2 separate regions of the Homo sapiens genome follow, and region 2 is linked to region 1. The links are chromatin loops, found by intact Hi-C in ENCODE. Cell type or tissue: HepG2. All regions are shown on one strand. Links, peaks and the distances in the headings refer to the core of each region. The heading gives the core; the rest is flanking DNA.

Region 1 (8,340 bases), core at 88-8,087:
AGAGGACAAGTTATATAAATAAAGCAATTAGTCTAATAAGATTTTCTTCCAGGAGCCAGAGAACACTGTATTTTCTGCCTAATGGTTGGATGTGGCTGTTGGGCAAACAAAATGACCTTCTCCATTCATTCAATTTCAGACCTTAAACAAAGGGCAGAGAGAGAGTTAGCAGCTAATGCTGGCAAGTTAGAAGGCAAGGAAACTATGCCACAGAACCTTCCTGCCAATATTCCAGAGCGATGATCCTAAATGGGGAAAAGGCATTTAATGGCTCTAGAGAGGGTCCTGGGGAGAAAGGGCAGAGAAAGAGCACAGGACACAGAATAGAGTGCGGTTCACAGCCATGACGCCCAACCTCGCCATGACCATAGACCCTAATGGCCACCTGGGGCTGACGAGAAGCACACCACGCATGCGTGTTGCAGGCGCGTGTCTGTCTGAAGGATGCTGCTGGCACACGCAGATTCTGACCCAGTTATGAAGACCAACCTTCTCCTTTTATACCCCTCCTGCCAGCTGTTGGGGAGATCTGGAGACACCCCGTGCTAGCAGCACCCTCCAGCTCAGGGCAGTGGTCATGCAGGGATGTGGCTGCACAGTATGGGAGAGACACCAGGCTTGGACCTGGCATTGATAAGTCACTTTTCCATAGGAGAAGGCAGTGACAGACATTTAAATGCAAGATGGGGCTGATGACAGTCCACTGGGGGTGGGATGGGGCTTGGTAGGGTGGAAAGGACAGACAACAGACTTCCTGAATCTCTCTGGGGAAACAAACTGTAATCTTCCCAAGTCTAGGTTCTTATACCGAATGGTGCTGCTATGGAATACTGGACGAGCCAAGAGAAGGAGAGGTGCTCTATCCTGCTAAGATTGGATCTGGATGGAATTTGCTGGGGAGGGCTGGAACTAGTTACCTGCACACTCATGGCAATGGACCACCCTGCCAGGTATCCAGACTGGTTTGAGAAGGGGGAAGCTGCAGGAGTGGAGAGAGTAGAGAATGATACCGTTTGATACAAGTTACAGCTTAAGAAGTGGTAGCCATTACTACCATATATGTATGCTGCATACTCCTTTGTTGCATAGGCATTAAGTGTTCCAAATTCATTGGATATAATCCTTAAAGCAACTGTGGTTATTATTCCTAATTTAAAGATTAGGAAACTGAGAAACAGACCCATCTGTAACCTGTCACACAGTTTGGGAGTGCTACAGTCAGGATTTGAACTCAGGCCTTTGCTCTCAGTCCCTACGCTAGACTTCCCCTTGAGGCTACCAATCTTCTTATTTGGATTCTGGGTTAAGATACTTGGACCGACAGGTGAGGAGAATCATTACACAGTTTACTTTACTTTCACCTAATAAATGACACTCAGGACTTCATCTGATGAGAATTCACGCACTCTGTGTGTTTCCTTGTGTTGTACTTCTTTGCTGGCTCATGTGACATTCTTTTTCCTCTGATTCTATGGAAGGAGAAGGGCTGAGAAGTACATACAGTGCAGGTGGTAAGTGAAGGGAAAGAAAAGTAATAGGGCTGGAAAAAATCCGAGGCATCCTTCAGCCTGACACCTGGTTTTATTTCAAACTACTGAGGGTCTTTTTGCTGGAAAAGATAGAAGGACACTTAAAATTTTCAAATACTCAAAGAGCTGTCGGCCAGAAGAGGGATTAGATGAGAAATAATTTCAGGGAGAAATAAGTTCAGGGAGTGGAAGTTAAAGGCAGCATATCTAAATACATCATAAGAAAAACTAAAACACGTAATGTGGTTGTAATACTCAGTACCATTAAGTGATGAGAGTGCTCCCTGGCAGGAACAGCATTGTGTCATTGAAAACACGTGAAGCAGAGCCGGACTGGCCTGTCCGGCGTCAGGTGGGTGGGTGGCCACACCAGTGGCCTCCACAGTCTGTGCCCATATCAAGGGACTCTTTTCTTTCTTCTATTTTTGCATTTATCACTAAAAACTCTGGGAGGAAAAAAAAAAAGCTGGCATTTTGAAGATTGTCCTTCCCTCAGCTACAGATGCTTTGTTTTCCTTGAGTCTGAAATGGGCTTTTCTTTATTAAAAATAAAGTGAAATAAACTTGCTCAAGCTGATCTCCCTGAGCCAGTGATGGAGGAAGTGGGCATGTGGGTATATTTGAGAATGCCGGTGGGTCAGTGCCTTACCTGGCAGGTTGTAACTGACCAGCATCAGAATATTCTGTGCGATATCTCCAGAGACACACTACACAGTGTACTTTATTTTCTCTCGATGAAACTCAGTACACTAAATGCCCTATACTGTTCCTCTAGCGGGCAGGGGCAGTGCTCAAATCCGTGGTGGGTTTGCTGGCTGTGTTTTCCATGCTGTCTGTGACTGGAATCCAGCAGCCCTTCATAAGCACATACTCAATTCCTTTCCAAGGCTCCCAACACCCTGCCTTTCCTGGGTTTTATAATCATTATTGCTTCCTTGTATCTTCTTTCTGGTCATGGGACAATGTTGATTAACCGTAGGTAAAGGTTAGAGGCAAGTCTCGGAGATGGAAACCCAAGGTCATGCAGTTGTGCCAATGCCCGTTGTTAGACAACATGCTTCTATTCCTGACAAACCAGTCTCAAGCAGCTCTGACTGATGGGGCGGATTTCAATGCTCTCCAATGACTTCCAAGTGTTAAGAAAAAGCTGCTGCTACCCTACATGCCCAAGCTATACGAACTACTTTTTTCCAGGTATGATTCCCCAAATGTAGCTACTGAAGAGAAGTGAGTGCTGAACAAAGATTCTCTAGTGGGGACTATACAATGTCCTTTATCCTCCTCTGATGAAATCAAGGCCAGTACCCTTCTTTATCCTGGATGCGCATTATCTTTGGCATCCAAACCAAATCTAATGATCAACTGCCCCAAATTACTGACCTTTGATAGTTGGCAAGGACAAACAAACAAAAAACAACAAAGTCAAATACTTTTGTTGACAAGAGTTTTTCTAACTCGAAACAAAAAGCTTTTCTGACCCACAGACACCGGTTAGCAAATCTCCACACAGGAAAAGTTTCCGTGGTCATTTTACAAAAGCTTTGACATCTTTATCTTCCTGGCAGGGATGGAGATAAATGAGACATGCAGCATGAGTACTCTATTAAAAATACATTTTAAAAAATCCTTTACACTGCTATCAAAATGTAAGGACTTCCAACCTTAGGAAACTTACAATTTAATGAGGGAAAAAGAAGTAGAGATCAAGAACTTTAGTAAAATTATATGACTTAAAAAGACCCAAATACAAAATCTCTGGGAAGAGCAGTGTTTTTCTGTTTTCTGCAGACACTGGCCTTGATCTGTGAGCAAACGGTTCCTTTTCTGAAGGGTGTTAACCTCACTAGGGGTTTTGGTAAGAGGCCTGTGGGGCACCTTCCTTTCCTCAGACAGGTATTCCAGTCCTGGCAACAGTCTGCCAGGTTGCATGTTAACCACTCCTCTTACTCAAGGATCTTTTGATAACTTTCTTTGGATTTCCCCTAACAGTGTTTGAAAAACCAGCCCTAATGATCTGGGGTTGGATCCTCTGCGTTACTCGGGTCCCATTTTTCCCTCCTCTTCCCCAGCCTTCTCCTGGCTGACCACCTTTGCTGGCTTCCTTGAACATTCCAGCCTCTCCCAGGAGGGGAGTAGGGAAATGAACAGGAAGACAGTCAATGCTCCTGGAATTCACTGCCTGGTGACAGATGTGGGACACACTCAGGGCTAAAAGAGGATCCCCGAATTAACTGTGGTTCTCCCTCCTTTGTGCGTACAGGCAAACAGGATTCCTGCAGACAATGCTCGGATGATGAAATCTGAGAGGCTGGATGACAGAGAAACCCACATGCATACACACACACTTTATAAAGCTTAGGAACAAAAGCACTTTATAATCTCCTTCTGATGCCAAGTTTACAGTGCTTCCAGAGTCAACAAAGGTGACTCAGGAGAGTGCACCCAGCTCCTTTCAGCACTTATTTAGCTCAGCCACCTGTGTGAGCTCAAAGACAAGGGTGCCGACTTCACCTGAGTAGACCCTGAGTCACGTGATTTCTTGCTGGAGATGATTCAGCAAAGGAGCACTAACCTCTGAGACAAGGCTTCAGCTTCCTGAGCTCTGCTGACTCGCCTGGGACTTCCCTAAGCCCTTCTGGACCTAGATGAGGGCAAAACTCAGTGGAACCTCAGAAGCCCTAAAAAAATGATAGACTTTCTTTTGTCTCATCATTATCAGCATTTTGGGATGATTTAGTCAGCCTAAGAAACCTGATGGCATGTTGACACCAGAAAACAGGTAGTATATATTCCCAAACCAAGTTAAAAAAAATTAAGAAATAACAGCTGGAATGCCTTTTATTTTTTCTTTACACAAATGTGTGTGTCATCGTCATATGCCTTTTTTGTGTTAATTTCTGAGGATCCTGCCAGTGTGAATACTCCATTCTCTGCGAGTCGCAGGTCAGGCTGCTTTTGAGGCAAGCACACGTTAAGTATTGAGCAGAAACATTTGAAGCAAAGATGAGAAAGACAGAAGGGGAAGCAAGAAAAATAGTCTTCCCAGTGTGCCTATTTGGGTGCATATAAAGTTACTTTTAGATGTGCGATTACTGGTTAATGATTTGGGGAATTCTTTTCAAGTAGAAATCCTGGGCTAAAAACTAAGTGTGCTCAAGCTACCCCCGCACCCACTGATTCTGCACTCCATGGGAAAAGTTCTCACAAGCAAGTCCTTTGTCCACTACCCACGTCTATAGGAAATGTTTGAACAGCTATACACAAAGAACTCACAAGTCCACAACCTCGGGGGTGTTGCGGGTGGAGAGGGCAGTGGTAAAGGTGATGACAGGGAGGGCCTGTGGGGACAGTAATATTAGATTAGTGGTCAGAAGATGCTGGAGCCTGCCTTGCCAGTCACACACTTTTAGAGGAATGCTGGACAGTACACACCCTCCCCAACCCTGAATGTAGGCCCTCGCTGACATCACGCCAGATGAAGCCCTGAGGTCTTTAACATCTGTAACTCTATGGCATGTAACATAAACAGGTGTCTGACCAGTTTCCCCAGATATAGAATAATAATAATACCTTTCATTTAAAAAGGTAAGAGGGAATTCAACAAGCTTTCCTTCTTAAATAAATCTCCATCTCAGGAAGCCATGGAAAGATGCCCCTCCCACACTAAGACTGTAGAGAGAGGCACTGTGAAGGTCTGGCTTGGAGATCTCAGCTCTTCCTGCCTCTCAGGGGGAAAGGGCAGATCCAGCAGGCCGGGAAAGGATCTCCCAGGGTCCCAAGGAGGCAGCATGGGGCAAAGTCCAACAGTGAGGATTCTCTCCTTCTCTGGTCTCTTTTCTGTTAAAAATGCTTCTTTGGGGTACCCTTCATTACTACCCTGGAGGTTGAAGGACACTTCTTGAGAAGGCATAGATACTCTTCAGGTATGCTGAAGAAATGAGTTGTGCTAAAACCACTGGTTAATTTTGTCTGTGGCAAAAAATCATGAGGGTGACATAGACTCCCAGGCCAGGAACCCGAGACTGGATTTAAGAGATGTGGCCAGGATCCACAGGGGAGCTTGTATGTGGCTCACATCATTAGCTCTTTCTGTATATTTGTATTGTAAACCATTTCCCTTCATTTGTGAAGATGGAGATCACTTTTTCTATACAGGCTAGAAATGTTTCTTCATACACACACGCTGAGCTTGTTTATAAAAGATATTCATTTATATGGTGGTTTTAACAACTTTTCCATGTGGAAATTTTAGACGACAGTAACACAGACCCTCATGTACTCATCACTCAGCCTTGATGGTTACTGACACATGCCCAATATTGTTTCATCTGTTTCTCCCCACAACTCCTGGATTAATTTGAAAGAAATCCTAGAAGTCACTTAATCAGCAAATACTCCAGTCTGTTGGTCCACTCCTTATACAATAGCCAGGGTGATCTTTTACACATGAAGTAGTGATTGCATCACTCATGCTTGCTTGGAATTCTTCAAAGACTTACGTTGGCACTTCAGATAAAGTGTAGACTCCTTCGCGTGACCTAGGATGTCCTTTGGGCTCTCACTGTTCCCTCAGCCTCCTCACCTGAAGCTCTCACTGCCCCACCCCTTTGCTCATCACACTCCAACCCGCCTGCCATTGAGCTACTCAAATGGACTGCTCCTTTCTCAAGACCTCTGCACACTTTCAAGCCTCATTTCTCTTCAGCCTTTATTAAATGTCATCTCCTCCAGATGGCCTCCTTTGGTGGCCCAGGTCATGTTAGATCTGCCTGTTAAATAAATGCTTTCAAAGAACCTTGGATTTTATTTTTTTCTCATTAAATTGTAAGTATATAGTTAATGTTTAATTTCTCTTTAAAATTTCTTTCTCCCTCCCCACCCCAACTGGACTGTAAATTCCACAAGAGCAGGATCATGTTTGCCTCACTCATCACTGAATTCCTGGCACCTCGCACAGAACCTGAGTATTGCAGAACCCATGCCTGCTATGCACATATGCATTGATATAAGCCTATTATATAAATAAACAGATCAATATCTATTTGGCTATTTACACCCCACCTATATGTCTTTGGTCAAGATTTAAAAGCTCCTGGAAAAACAAAAATACAATTTCCTTAGGAATAAAAGCCTACCACAGCCTTGTGTAAAATTAAGCACTTAATAACCTTGATGATGTTGCTGAACTGTTCAAGGAGAAGATGAGGATAATGACATCTCTAAGTGTGTTGTGAAATTACTACTCACAAGTTAGCAATACTAATCACTTACTCTTGTATCGTGCATTCCACTTGGAAAACACTTTCATGTATACTGCCTTATTTGAAGCGGGCACTATAGGTGTTATTATCACACCTTTATAGACTGAAAATCAGTGGCAGAAGTCACATGAGGTCTAGGGTGTGTTCTTTCCATTCTAACATGTAAAGTCCCTTCATCTCTCTGGGCCCGTTTCCTCATCTACAGATGAGGAAATGTGGACAAAATATTTTTAAACTATTTCCAGCTCTACAATTCTGTGTTTATGCCTCTAATGATCACAAAGCTCTATAAAATTAAGGGCAAAGACAAATAATTACAGTTCAAAACTTAGCACTCATGATTTCCCTACTGTTTTTAGAACTATGCAAAACACCATCCAATGGATTCAACTATTCACATGAGGAACTCTTGAAGTCACCAAGCTCCCAGAAAGCCTGATCTTAGGTGGACACAAAATTCTGGAAAAAGGCGTCAAGTCAATATTGGTAAAGAACACAGTATACCTTGATCTGGCCCTGTGCAGCCAAATGAATGCTTGTTCAGAGTGCACGTACCACATCTTACTTATCTATTCATCTGTTGATGGACACATGGGTTGCTTCCACCTTCGGGCTATTGTACGTAATGCTGCTATGGACATGGGTGTACAAATATCTATTAGAGTTCCCACTTTCAATTCTTTTGGGTAAATATCCAGAAGTAGAAGTGCTAGATCATATGGTAATTCTGCTTAATTTTCTGAAGAACCTCCCACCATACCATTATCCACACCATTTTACATCCTCATCAGCAGTGCACAAAGGCCCCAATTGATTTAAGTAATGTGTTAAATGGCCTTTGATGAGTCACAATTTCTCAGTACCTCATGGTTTCCTCATCTATAAAACGAGGGGGTTGGAAGGGACAATCTCTAAGTTTTCTTCTGGTAGTAAAATAACTATATTGGCCTAATTAAATCAAGTTGCAATTAGAGCCAGAAAGCAGCCTGAGTGGTTGGCATAGCACACCTTGCTATCTCGAACCCTCCTCCTAATATGACAAATACTTTTTCAGAGATAAGGGCAGAGTGTAAAAAAATCATTTCATGCATGCAGCTCTCAGCAGTAATAGTGCAGGACACTTCCTGGGCACGTACCCTGTGCCAAGCACTGCTTCAGGCACCCACACATGTTATCTCATGCCAACCACGCAGTAGCCCTGTGGGTTGTACACCCCACCTGCTGAGGCATGGAAGAATTAGGCCATTTGCCCAAGGAAATGGAGAGGAAACTAAGGCATGCAAGAATTATGCCATTTGCCCAAGGTCACACAGCCTATTAGTCAAAGAGCCAAGATCTGCCCCCAGGCAGCTCTGCTCTGGAGGCAGGTTCTTAACCAACCCAATTCTGATGCCTTTCCCTCCTCAGTGTGTCTCCTCAAGTCTTGAGTGCTCTGAACATTTCTTTTTTCTCTTTGATCACATTTCTATTTAAATGTCTCAGTCCCCTGCAAAGACTAGCTGAATGTTTTCATCTATACCATTTAAGCTTCTTGTTTTTAGGCATGGAGA
Region 2 (8,340 bases), core at 32-8,031, 70 kb before region 1:
GTGCCTGTGGCTATTCATCTTGGTATTTAGAAAGACCATCTAATCATCTCTTAGCAAAACAGCAGAAGGAAGACACAGCAAATACACTAAAAATATGAGTAGCTTTCCAGTGCCTCAAATGGTCCTGGGTCCTGAGTAGGTGCTTACTGAAGACTAAGTGAGGGAAAAATTGCCCAGGTGCTGCAGTATGTGCCAGGCACTATAATACAGTGCTTTACACAAACTTGATCTTCCCATGATGAAGTCATTATCCCAATAGAAATATGGGGAAGCCCCAGTCTAGAGATTTTGAAAAGCTAGCTCCAAGTTATAGAACCTAACATAAAAGCTAGATGTTTGCTAGAGCTACAGTGGAAATAAGAATGCAATCAGACTGGGTGCAGTGGCTCACGCCTGTAATCCCGGCACTTTGGGAGGCTCAGGTGGGGGGATTGCTTGAGGCCAGGAGTTCGAGACCAGCACGGATCACTTGAAGCCAGGAGTTTGAGACCAGCCTGGCCAACACAGTGAAACCCTGTCTCTACCAAAAAAATACAAAAATTAGCTGGGCGTGGTGATGCACCCCTGTAGTCCCAGCTACTTGGGAGGCTGAGGCAGGACAATGAATCACTTGAACCTGGGAGGTGGAGGCTGCAGTGAGCCGAGATCATACCACTACACCCCAGCCTGGGCAACAGAGTGAGAATCTGTCTCAAAACAAAAACAAAAACAAAACACAGAGATCCTCTGGTTTTTGTCTTGCTGGATCTACTAAGATCTGGCCAGGGTGGTCATGACAGGTTAGTATGAGATATGCTTTGACAAGTTAGAAGATATCGCTGACATTTCCAGTAAGGCTGCTGTGCTACATGTTATAGTGCTTTTGTTTGTCTGTGGTACACAATTATCTTGGGTTTCAGAATTCATCCTCAAAGTATTCCTCTGAATTAGGAATTCCAGTAAGAGTTACTGGCCGCAAATGACAGACACTGACTCTGGTTAACTTCAGCAGAGAAATTCACTAGAAGGATATCTGGGAGCCCAAATAATCAATGTCAAGCCCAGAGAATCAGGCTTGACAAACAGAAACCAGGGTGGCTTGGTTACAAACTAACAGCCAAAATCACAGTAAAGGAAGGGTCTGGTTAAACATCGCTGCTGCTGAACACCATACAGCACTCCTGGCACCATCGCCAGTCCCAGGAGAAAGGATTCCAAGATATCCTTGCACCTTCGAGTCACCTACTCCAGATTCAAAATTCCAGGTGGAATTCTGTCAATAGGAGCCCTCTCTGAGAGAATGAATCACTTGAACCTGGGAGACGGAGGCTGCAGTGAGCCAAGATCATACCACGACACCCCAGCCTGGGCAACAGAGTGAGACTCTGTCTCAAAACAAAAACAGAAACAAAACAAAGAGATCTATTAAACATCGGATCCGTTAAACATCATGTGGCCTGGTGGGCCACATTTAGGTCACCTGCAGGTGCTCTAGCTGTTCCTGCTTCCCAAGTAGTAGGCACAGCTGGGAGTAGGGTAAGGCATAAAATGGAAAGAGGCACTCACTCTCACGGACTTCTGTTTTTAAACAATGAACAATTTTTATAAAGAATAAATTTCAATTTTAAAGATATTCAAATTCAGTAAATATTTCATATATGAACTTAAAATTTACACACAACCAACAAAAATGTGACACCATGCAGTTTGCAATCTGTTTCATTGTTTTAAATTTTAGATACAAATTAAAAACTCCTTATGGTCAAATAGGATGGAAATAATTCACATTTTGTTTCTTCGTCTAGAAGAAGCAACAGTCCAGCTGTTAAAGCGTAGGCCATAGCATTGCTATGTTATTATTGCTTATTTCGAAACTGTTTACATGCAGGAATGTGTAGCATCCCACAGGCTGGAAATAAAAAATGTGCTGAAGGGAGCTTGGATGAATCCCACCTGTCTCAAACTTACTTTGCAAAGGAATGTCTGTGACGGGGTCCACCTATGTCAGCGGCAACAGCAACTTTAGTAATTGTTTAGAGCTTGCAAGGAAGAGTGTTTTATCAGTGACACTGTTTAAAAATTGTCAGCATTTGATGATAATAAGCAGCAGACTGACTTGGAGTCAGTTTTATTATTGTCTTTAAATTCTCACCCCATTACTGCCTGCACTTGCTCTCTCTCACCTCCCTGCCCATTATACACCACTGTGGGTGGACCATTACAGGGGAAGCTGGTGATACACATTAACTCCAGGAACACTGTACTGGAGACACAGCAGAGGGAAGGACACGTGGTATTATCTATCCAAAAGATCAACAAAGATGAAAACAGACAGCTTCCTACTAGGGAAGTCTTAGTGTGGCTCATTGTTATGCCAATGCCCTGTGTTCAGGATCCAGCAGGAAGGTTGTGAGCCCAGGGCCCTGTGGCCCAGTTAATTGTCCGCGGCTCAGCCCTGGCCAGCTGCCTCGGAAATGAATGCCTTTGGCCATACTGGCAAGACAGACAGGAGAGTCATCAGTTTAGATCACATTCATTGCTCTTGTGAGAAAGACAAGAAAAAATACACAGTCTGCCCATGATGTGTCCTCATCTCGTGAAAGATAGGACACTACTGAGTAAAATCAGATTCCCATCCGAAAAGCACATCTTCCGCTAATTAGGCACATTAGCTTTGTGCAAGGTCGGGTGTAAAATAACTTTCATTTCACTCGTTTCAGAAGACAGGGCAGATGAGGGCAAGAGGATATGCCCCACATAACAAGAGCTATTGTTCGGTTTTTCAGGAAGCCATGGCCTGAACAAGGCATTGGGGTTTTCACAGCTGGACTCACCCCAAAAAGATGATTTTATAAATAGTGTTTTTGTTTTTTACCTTTTCAACTTCATTAGAAAATACAAGGTTTACCTAACCCTAACCCCCAGACGAATAGACATAATGAATTCCCAGACATATAGACTTGGCAGTGACTGCTTCACCCCTGAATGGTTGCTTTGCACTAAGCACTTCTGACACTAATGTTCATGCTTAAGCAAACACATTACTAGGAGAGAAGAATAGCTCTGTCAGCCTGCCCAGGCCACTCAGCACAATGGGAGCTGCAGCTGCCCTGGATCTCATTAAAACAGGGGCAGGGAGAACGGTCCTGTAGACGCACATGGGGATTCTCAGATTCACAGACCTTTGCTTACACATCACACACCATCAGCATCAAACAGCTGACTTCAAGAAGTTCCTAAGAAAGAAAGCTTTACTGGTTATTAATAAGCCTGAAATATTTGTGTCTCTGGATTCTCTGCCAGTCTTCTTTTTCTCTTTGGTTCTTTTCTCTTTACATGACAATACTCACATTTGCAAAATGAGGTGTGTTAGAGAATCAGATGATTTCTAGAGAGAGCTATGTTTGGGACCATTTCTTAATCTTTTCCACCTTTGGAGTGTCTGTGTTCACGTTAGCATTTCTGTCTGGAGTTATGAATTATGCTGTCAAAAGGAGTTTCAAACTGGGTTTGTTACCTGGATACCCACAAATATGCACGGTCTGTTTGTATAAATCTGAAAAACCTTCCTTGTCCTTAGGAAACCAGGCCATTCTGCACATTAGGAAGGGGACAGTGAATCCAGGCTTCCGTTAGTTCTCTGGGCCAGTTGGGGAACAGTGCCTGGATAAATAACAGTAGGAGTCCAGAGTCCGTTCTTGACTGGGGTGGCTGTAATCCATTCACAGGGAGGGAGACGTCTCTGGCTGGAGATGCAGGGCTGAGCATGCCATCAGACACCCCTAAAGGCAAGCTTAAGACCACATCCCATCTGCCTACAATCATAGCAGTCACTATCCCCTCCACATGGTACACAATATGCCTCAGAACAGTCCAGCTCTTAAAGCACAGGCCAGAGGCAGGGACCAAAGGAGGCAAGAGCAATGAAGACACTGGAGGGATGACGGGGTTCTGTGGCTCGACTCCTGGACCATCTGCACCCAGAGTCCACCAGATCTGCCAGGAGAAGGCTCAGCAGTGCTTCTCTCATCGGAACAGACTCAAGCATTGGCATCTGACAATGTCCCCCATATGTCATTCTCACTCTTTTCATAGCCCACCTCCCCCCAACCCACAGCCCAACCTGGAGAAGCCCACTGTGAGTCTGGATGGTCACATCAAGCTTAGGACCCCTGGTGGCACTACGCACAGCAGCATCCTCATGAAGAAAAAGCCCCCCAGTGGCTTCCTGTCTCTCCAGACACGCTCCCCAGACGGCAGTTGTCAGTTTCCATCACCCAAACCCCTTCAGGCCAGGCCCACTAAGATTGGCTCACAAAAAAAGGGAGGGGAGAGAGGCAGCTGCTGCTGACAGGGCCAGCTGCTTCAGAGTCATTTCCTTGCTGCCGGTGCTGGGCAGATGTTCTACTGCCATTTCCCTTGCTACTAACTTCTGATCACTCTCCTGGTAGCTTGATTTTACCTAGTTGAAGGTGTCTCCAAGTGCAGCCTGTGGTCCACTTATAGGAGAATCACCTGGGATGCATGTTTAAAGTGCAGGTTCAGAATCTCTGTGTGTGGGACCCTCAAATTTGTTCTTTTAACAGATACCTCAGATGATTCTCATGCACATAAACATTTCAGAGACACTGAAGTTCTGTGACCACTGGCTCTATGTATTTACATTTTATTTAATTTGGACCTCAGGAGAATAGAGTAAATTACTCACTTCACGTACCACGGCCATCATCAATATGCTTTGGTGACCCGTCCACGCTGCTATATGTAAATCTCCTTTCCCGCTTCTGGCTTGAATAGTGGCCCATCTTGTATTTGTTTATGTTTAACTAAACCATTGCTTTATTAACAAACATCAGTCCTTGTTTACATACATACATACACACACACACACACACACACACACACGCACCATGATGGACAGCTTTACATGTATTCTTATGATCTGCACATCAGTGTTTTCTTGGGCACATACTCAGGGCCAAGAATGCATCCTTGATTTCTCTAGGGACTCCTAGATTGCTCTGCAGGATGGCTGCATTTATTTCCACCCCTCTAGCAGTGTCTTTGTTATACTTGATTTTATCCGACTTTCTCTAAAGTGATCTCTCATTGATGTTTTAATTTGTATTTCTCTGATTGCTAGTAATGTTTAGCATCTTTGTATACACTTATTGGCCATTAAGAGGTTTCCTCTTGTATATTTTGCCTGTTTTCCCTTTTTATTACTGTTTCGCAGGATTTCCTAGATCTACATTCTTTGGTTTGGGATGTCAGTAACATCTTCTTCCAGTTTACCTGTTGACTTTGTCTGTAGTATTTGTTGGAATAAATCTTTAATTTTGTTTTGTAGACAAATCCGTATTTTTTTCTCCTCCTTATGGTTTGTACTTTCGGGTTTTTCTTTAGAAATGCCTCCACTCAAAAGTCACAGAGATATTCACGCATATTATTTCCTATCACTATAAACTGTTATATTAAACGTTTGGGCATTTAATCCATTGGGGTTTCTTTTTAAATTGTCTGAGGTGGGGCTGAATGGAGGCAATTTTCCCATCACCATGTACTACTTAATCTATTGCTTCTGTAGTGATTTGTGATGCCCCCTCTATCATATAACATGTTCTCCTCTATAGCTGGGTCTAATTCTGGGTTCTGTATTCTGTTCTCCTGGTCAACTTGACTTTTTTCCCCTTTTCTTAATCATGGCTTTGTGATGTGCCTTAATATCTAGCAAGGCAAATTTCCTTTTTGCCTACACTTAAAAAATTAGCTGTCTGTGGATATTTATTCTTCATATGAATTTTAAAATTGTTTTTCAAAGTCCTAAAAACTTGGGGTGGGCATTTTACTTGAATTGCATTGGATCTACAGCTTCAGTTTGGGAAGAACTGATATTCTTAAAATGTTAAATTGTTCCACACAATCAGCATATCACTCCATTTATTCAAGTCTTTGCTTATATCTATTATTGGAATTAAAATTTTCTCCAAAAAGTCTTGTGCATTATTGTCAGATTATTTCCTAGATTTAAATTTTTCCTTTCCCATCTTTTTCTGGATCTATCTATTGATGACTATTTGCTTGGACCTTTCCTCCGCCCCAGTCTTGTTTTCCCTTGAGTTCTGATACCCTCTTGGGTTCTCTTTGCTTTCCTGGCTTCAGCCCTCACTACTCTGTCTCTACAGTTCTGCCTCCTCATCCCATTCCCTTGATCTGCAACTGCCTGGTCACTAGGTGTGACCATTTAGATCTTCATTGTTCGGAGTGCTTCAGAGATGTCACCTAAAGCCATATCTGACATGTAGCCTGGGACGTTAATGAGGCTTACGTCTGAGCATAGACTATAACTTAAATGGAAGTAAAAACAGAACTAATGATCTGTGGCCCAGCTTTAGGTCATAAAATGCATGCAAAATTGGATTTGTTCCAAAGGGTATCAGAAAAAAATGGCTCCTGGCAATATAAAGCTCAAATAATAGTAGCATAGATGATAAAGGCATGCATGATGTCACATAACAAGAAAGCTGGGGTATAGTTCCAGGGTTGGTACAGGAGCTCAATGAGATCATTTTGGCATTTCTTCAGGTCTTTCCCTTATGGTTGCAAGTTGGCTACTGTAGCTCCAAACATAACATCTTCATTCTGCCACATTTTAAAAGTGAGGGGTTGAGGGCAGAGAAGACTGAAGAGAGCTCTACTTATATTCTTGATGGAAATCAAGGACAAAATCACCCCCCTCAACTTTTCTTTCTAGCTCATTAGATGGAACAACATGGCATAACTACTCTGATCTATTGTTGGTGTTGGGAACAGGATTGCTTGTTCATGGCAAATTCATGATTTATAAAGTCCCTGGGCTGGACATTTTGTCAACCAAACAAAATCAATCTTCTGATAGGAAAGAACACAGGCAGAATGGTGTTGGGAAGAAAACTAAGGTTCCTGGTATGGATGGGAAAATATTTAAGGCAAGATCATCTGTGTTCTGAAATATCAGGGCCCTGAAGTTAGGAGTTTCTCATTTATTTATTTAGCAGTATTGATTGATCTAGGCACTGGGAACACAATAATGAACAAAACTGGACAGGATTCCTAGTACCACTAAGATTGCAATGCTGTATGGCAGAAAATATCAAATTAATGTTCTCATACAAAAAAATAAAGTTACTAATTTAGTAAAGTGTTATAAAGGACAACAACAGGATATTAGGGAAGTATATGATGAGGGTAACTGTCCTGAAGCAGTATGAGTTCTTTCACATCCCTGGAAGGTGCTGAGAAGGTTGATGGTCCAGCAGAAGCCTGAAGCTGCCATGAAAAAGGAGAGTGTTTATGGGACTAGGGGCAAGTGGCCGGGGCTCTGGAATCTAGCAGCATCTGTCCATTGAGCTCAAACAGACCAATGGGACCAAGTACACATCCCTGCCTCCCAGGCCAAGGAGCAGAATTGTCCAGTTACTCCACAGCAGAGATGAGAAAGGCTCCAGAGGACACTGGATGGGTTTAAGGATCCCATCTCTCCTCTGCTGCCACAGGGTCACTGACCCATAGACCTTCCCTCAAACTCCCAGATACCATCTTGGAGGAAAGAAGCAAAGGCCATCTTGAAGACTTAACATTTTCCCCCAGAGATTTTATATCCCTATAGAAATATTAAAAGTATTATATCAGTATGAAATGAGTAGATTGGACAAAAATTAAGGTTGTTTCTGTACTACTCAGCAGATGGAGTTCATGAGGAAAACTAGAGGAAAAAATGCATTTTTATATCAACTGAATGTTGTATGAACATATTTGAATTCTTCACAACAACCTTATGAGGAAAGTACTATATTGACTCTGTAAAAAGATAAACTTAGGCACATTAAAATATTAAAGAGTTAATGTGATCAGACAGGGCTCACAAATTGAGCAGCTGCAAGCCACAAGTTATTTGGGGCTCCACTGAAGAGCATAAAGGGAAGGCCTTTTTATAGGGAGAATGCAGAAGCAAGGCAAAGAAAATATTTGGTTAAAATGAAGCAATAGCCTTATTTAGATCATTCCAGTGAAAAGTCCCTAGTGAGAGGTTAGTTGGTGGTTTTTGATTGGCTAATCTTAGGTTTCATTTTACGTTTTACACTGAGCTGGATTTCAGTCTGCTTACCTAGGAACTCAAGGCGCTGAATTATTTTAACAACTCCATTTTTTTTTGTTTTGTTTTTGAGTCAGTGTCTCACTCTGTCACCTAGGCTGGAGTGCAATGGCGTAATCTCGGCTCACTGCAACCTCTGCCTCCCAGGTTCAAGTGATTCTCCTGCCTCAGCCTCCTGAGTAGCTGGGATTACAGGCTCGTGCCACCACACCCAGCTAATTTTTGTA

Evidence for each region. Peaks named below come from ENCODE experiments on the same cell type or tissue, not always from the same donor. Only the 100,000 strongest peaks of a DNase experiment are listed, where the experiment ranks them.
Region 2: a loop joins it to region 1, with 5 times the contacts of the local background. A loop is called at or near these places in 7 of 110 quality-filtered maps.

The regions. Positions count from the first base shown.
Region 1 is chr14:61,533,356-61,541,695 of GRCh38, reverse strand. All of the region lies in intron 12 of PRKCH (protein kinase C eta), which reads right to left. PRKCH-AS2 (PRKCH antisense RNA 2) reads left to right here. Exons shown (of 3, transcript NR_188139.1): 3 at 3,790-6,323. Among named protein-coding and RNA genes, the nearest start is that of PRKCH-AS2, 8.0 kb to the left of the region's middle. RefSeq lists an enhancer at 3,198-4,397. In HepG2, for the core only: no CTCF peak of the experiment used is centred there; DNase peaks (open chromatin) are centred at 3,935, 4,755 and 6,455; H3K4me3 peaks cover 1,052 bases.
Region 2 is chr14:61,603,663-61,612,002 of GRCh38, reverse strand. The region is part of intron 1 of LINC03033 (long intergenic non-protein coding RNA 3033); the gene reads right to left. Among named protein-coding and RNA genes, the nearest start is that of LINC01303, 37 kb to the right of the region's middle. RefSeq lists enhancers at 2,068-2,679, 3,128-3,877, 3,878-4,628. In HepG2, for the core only: a CTCF peak has its summit at 4,173; DNase peaks (open chromatin) are centred at 2,282, 3,022 and 3,642; H3K4me3 peaks cover 1,821 bases.